Regions from separate parts of the Homo sapiens genome. Here region 1 is linked to region 2. The links are chromatin loops, found by intact Hi-C in ENCODE. Cell type or tissue: OCI-LY7. All regions are shown on one strand.

Region 1 (2,500 bases), 460 kb before region 2:
ATAGGATGGGGCTGGCAGCTGGGGAGCCTCGCGGTGGCTATTGCACGTCTCGGCCCCCCTGGACAGGGTTATGTCAGGAGAGCGCCCTGGCACCGAGCTCTGGCCGCTGGATAAGATACTCCCTCGCCGGCTCCCTCCGTGAGCGGGGCTGGGCGGGTGCGGAGGGGCGGGCGGTGCGCCTCGCCGAGCCCGGGGCGCTGAGGTCGGCAAGTCGTCTTCGGAACTGGCGGCGGCGCTTCTCCAGTCGACGTGGAAAAAAAAATCGTCTCAAATAGCACCCCTCGGTCTGCAGCCCTTTAACACTGGTAAAGTAGATAACAAGGAACTCTGCTGAACGAGGGAAACTCAGTTTAGAACGTCCCAGAGTTTCCAAGTTTGTCAAGCGACTGGGAATCTTGGTCGCCGCGTGGAGAGCTGCGCCCATTTCCCCTTCCAGAAGAAAACTGAAGGCGTATTCCTCCAAAGGAAGGCTGCAGTCAGGCGCCACACAGAACACAGGCAGTCCTCTCCGGCCGATCTCGGGCTCGCCTCTCCCAGGGCCGTAGGGAGCATCTTTTCTGAGCAGCCCCGGGAGGGCAGCTCCGGGCGCTCTCCGCGCTGGGCCCTGCCGCGGCCGGTGCGTTACATCAGGAAACGCTTGGTCCGGTTTTCTGTCTGCTAGTCAAAACAATTGGCTGAATCTCGAAATAACTTTTTTGATAGTCCGGAAAAGAAACATGACAAATAGACTCACCATCAGGCTTGCGTCAGAGAACCATTTTCCCCAGACTATAGTGAGATTGTTTTTTTCATTAGTTGCAGGAACTGATTTTTTTATGATTTACCTACCTGCTGCAGTTGCTGAATGTATTCTTCTCCCCTCCTTTTCCCCACTTCATCTGGTTGTCAACTCCTTTCCCTCCCCGCCCCCATCCCCCATCCCTTTTAAAGCTCCGGGTACTGGAGTCCATCGTATCCAGTTTGTGTGTGTGTGTGTGTGTGTGTGTGTGTGTGTGTGTATCCCGCTAGTCTAGCCCAGCGTTTATTAATGGTCAATATAAGCCACAGTGTTTGCATAGCCCTCACAAAATGGGTCATGTTTTCGGTTCCTTTGATCTGCAGCGACGGAAAAGTTTTGCTTTGCATATTCTCTTTTTTGCACATCGAGTTTAGTGACGGTGCTCTCCTCACAAGTTACAAGTTCCCTCCCCTTTCAAACAGTTATAGGGATCTATTTTTACAGGGACCCAAAGAGTTAGGAGAAATCCAGCATGTGCTAAGGCTCACCTTCACTTTTTTTTTTTCCACACAAGGATTAACATTAACGATGTAATGAGTTAAAACAGACTTTAATACCACTAAGCATGGATTTCCCCATTAACCTTGGCAATTATGTCACTTCAAAGAAGGAAGTATCAATAACGAAATTCTTTTGAATTAAATAAAATTATGGAAATTGTCCATCTGAGGTCTGGGCGCAGAAGAAGGAGGTTTCGGTATTTTAAAGAAGAACTCTTATTGGTGGATAATTATTAATATGAAATGAAATTTGTAAAGCTAGCCCTATCAGGGTACCTATATATATAGGTGCTTGATGAGTATTTAGTCTCCCTCACACCATTTTCTAATTCCCATCCTTGAAAATTTTGGCAGGAAATACAGACTTCCCAGTGGCTAAAAAATTATGCTGAAACTTCTCTTGTGGTTCAGGTAACCTCCACTTACTTAAAAACACACACACACACACACACACACACACACACACAAAATTTATCCAGGGAACTTTAATAGCTTATTAAACCTTAATGGAACTATCTAGGCAAAATAAAAATAATGGTGATTACGTATTCTAAATCCAAAACACATTAAATTAACTCGAATTTTTTGATGGTTCCAATAGGTAACTATTACCACCTGATTTCGTTTACGAGTTTCCACAGTAAAAACGAAATTTGTCAGCACTCGTTTGCTTCTAGCATTTCTGCTACAGCAGGCTTCGCCGGCAGACTGATCTTTCTAGACCTTGTCTCTTTCAGAGCGCCAATTTTATATTGAGGCTATTCAGTTCTCCACTTTTAAGAGAGACGGGTGCACTTTTTTTTCCTTTAAAAATCAAATGAGAAAATGGAGAAAGAGTTTGTAGCACTCACGGGTGGAGAAAACCCATCTGCCTGATCCTTTTGTCCCGGTGCGGAGTCGCTGGAGAGGAGAGTCTCCTGGAGCCGCTTCGCGGATCCCACTGGGTCACCTGGTCCTGGCTTATTTTCTTTGAGGCCCATTCTCGGGGAGTAAATAGACAGTAGCGAGTTTCCTGGCAACTTTGCACTACTCTTTAAATAGAAGAGAATTCCTCCAGTTTGCCTCCCCTTATAGGCTTTCCCGCCTCAAATTGTTTTAAATGCTCCTCACAGTCTTTTTGCCCCTTCTCCCAATGACAAGGCAAGTCTCAGCGGGTGACCTTGGTGTGTGCCGCAGGGTTCAGGCTCTTGGAGCCCAGCTGCCCTGCTGAGAGAGCGGGAGG
Region 2 (2,500 bases):
AAAAATTGTGGAGCTGAACTGTAATTCATTTAACTAGACCCTTGTTGACTGGCATTTGGATTTCTAAAAGTACTTTTTGCTATTACAGTGTGGTAGTAAATAATGTTGTATGTCACTTCACACCTGTAAAATAACATACATAGGATTAATTTCTAGAATTGGGATTTCTAGGTCAAAGAGTAAATGCATTTGCAATTTTGACATATTTGGCTAAATTATCCTCTGTAAAGGTTTTATATCTTCTCACCCCTCATAAGCTTATTCCCCCAACATTCTTCTTTTTCAGTCTTTCCATTTGAGAGGAGTAAGCATCTTTTCATACTTTAAATGGCTACATTCAGTTCATTTTCTGTGAGCTGTTCGTTTATTTATTTTGCTCATTTTTTACATTGGATTGTTGAAGTTTTTTTTAGTGATTTGTCAGAGTTCTTTATGTATAAAGGAAATGAATCCCTTGTGATACAATCTGCAATTTTTTTCTAGTTGACTTGCTTTCAACTTACTTGTGGTGGCTTTTGCTGTTGGGTTTATTTGTAGACTTATTTATTTATTTGTTTTCTCTCTCTGCAGACAACTTTCCTTCAGACTATGTGTTTTTTTAACTCCATATGTGGCATAATCTATTCTGATTTTTCTAAAGAAAGAGAAAGAAGTAAAGGATGCAGGGCAAAAAGCTATCCATATGATTTAGGTCTTAGGAGACTCAGGAAATTGATAGGCAACATTGAACATTTTAAATTCAGCACTTACTAAGGGTTTTGTGTTAAGTTTTTGTATCTATCTATAACAATAGCAACTTTCATTAGTGCATAGTACAATAATAGAATATATATATCTTAAAAACAATTTTGTTTTTTGTCTCAGTCAGAAAGCACAACCGTGTGCACAGTCACCTAACCATGTCTATTCCCTGTCTCTTGCTTTCCTTTTTCAAAGCATGTTTTGCTCTGTGGGTGTGCATGCCTGTGCGTGTGTTTTGTTTTTAAAGACATTGCTCATGTGCATAGTGCAAAGGTCATTAAAGAGAAAATTTGATTAGTTATTAAGTATGTTGTAAATATATTGGTATTGAAGACTATTTATTATATTTCCAAAGAAAAGATAAATGTTTCAAATACTTTAAGATAAAGAAGACTTCTGTTGAAATCCCCAATTAACTTTAAACTTTTCAAATCAGCAATCAGAATGAAAGGTGGTTAACCATCTGACATTTTGGCAATCTTGTGACATATACCGTAGTAAAGGCCAAAAAAACTGGAATTGAGTTTCATGAGAGGGAACAGATTCTAAGATTCGAGTGCAGAGGTGCCTGCATTATTCGAGTGCAGAGGTGCCTGCATTATTGTGGCTCTATTTGCTGTCTATTTCACTTGCCTATGCTTTGGGCCAGTGTAGGCCTCTTCTCTTTTCACTTTAAGCCTGTGGTTAATTTTCAAGTAAGAGGGCCCCATGGGGTGAGGCCCAGAGGAGGCGAAGGCTGGGGGTAGGTCAGGCGGGGGCGGGTGGGGGGGGGCCTGCAGACCACAGCCTCTGTTTATCCGCAGTGCAGGTGCAAGGCAGTGGCGGGAAGGCGGTGCCCCTGGGACTTCTCCCAATCAATCACCCCACCTAGGCCACCGGGTGGCCCCTTGGGGCTGCCTCACACAAAGTGCAGCCTTTCTCTGACATCCCAAACAGGCAGAGAGGCCAGAGTTCACAGAGAGCAGGGCTTTCACTACTTGGCTGTTTTTAAAATGTAGTCAAGTTAAACTGCAGGGAGAGTCCCAAATGGTAAAAATCTAAATAGTCTCACTTTCAGTCCATCTCCCTGCTCCCTGGAGCTGCTCTGACCTTACCTTCGATTTCCTGTCTTGAGCCTCCCCTCTCCATTTGAGGGGGTCACTGTTGTTTTTTCCCTCCTGTGAAACTCCTGCTTAGCTTCCAGCCTTTGGAGAAAGTGCTTAATATTTTCAGCAGTGGAGACTTCCTTTGCAGGCTTCAGAAAGACAATTTTCTTCGGGGAAGAAAGAAAGTGAGACCATAGCCAATGCAGCAGCTGACAGCCTCTAGCCAGACAGATGTTAGAGGAGGCAGAAGTGAGGAAAGATACAATATACTTTGGGGAATTTGTTAATCTGAAATTATTAATTATACTCTTGCTAAAGGCATTGTATTAAAAATCGGGCAACAAGAGAAAGAAGTAGAGATGCAGTTTCTACAATTCAGTTCACAATATACTTGAAAAGATCAAATAATGGCACATCAAAAGTAGAAACAGTAAATGGGTTAGCTCGGGGTTTAAATCCTAGTGCTGCTAGTTCATAGCTATATGACCCTGGCAAATTGCTTAACCTCTCTGAGCCTCTATTTTCTCATGAGTAAAGTGGAGATAGTGAGAGTATATACCTCCTAGGATTGCCCTGAGGATTAAATGAGATAAGTATGTAAAGTGCATGTCACTGGACTTGGCCTTCAGCAAGACTTAGTGAATGTGAGTGTTCATTGGTACAAACTCTGTATA

Evidence for each region. Hi-C counts contacts between places; a loop is a spot of excess contacts. Peaks named below come from ENCODE experiments on the same cell type or tissue, not always from the same donor. Only the 100,000 strongest peaks of a DNase experiment are listed, where the experiment ranks them.
Region 1: it touches region 2 in a loop (5-fold over the local background); 4 of 110 quality-filtered maps call a loop at or near these places.

The regions. Positions count from the first base shown.
Region 1 is chr13:50,130,245-50,132,744 of GRCh38, forward strand. All of the region lies in intron 2 of DLEU1 (deleted in lymphocytic leukemia 1), which reads left to right. Among named protein-coding and RNA genes, the nearest start is that of DLEU2, 6.0 kb to the left of the region's middle. RefSeq lists silencers at 91-190, 967-1,046. In OCI-LY7, no CTCF peak of the experiment used is centred here; DNase peaks (open chromatin) are centred at 227, 697 and 1,087; H3K4me3 peaks cover 2,339 bases; H3K27ac peaks cover 1,461 bases.
Region 2 is chr13:50,593,012-50,595,511 of GRCh38, forward strand. No RefSeq gene overlaps it. Among named protein-coding and RNA genes, the nearest start is that of DLEU1-AS1, 67 kb to the left of the region's middle. RefSeq lists a silencer at 1,466-1,665 and an enhancer at 1,766-1,965. In OCI-LY7, no CTCF peak of the experiment used is centred here; DNase peaks (open chromatin) are centred at 940, 1,540, 1,990 and 2,420; H3K4me3 peaks cover 2,194 bases; H3K27ac peaks cover 2,500 bases.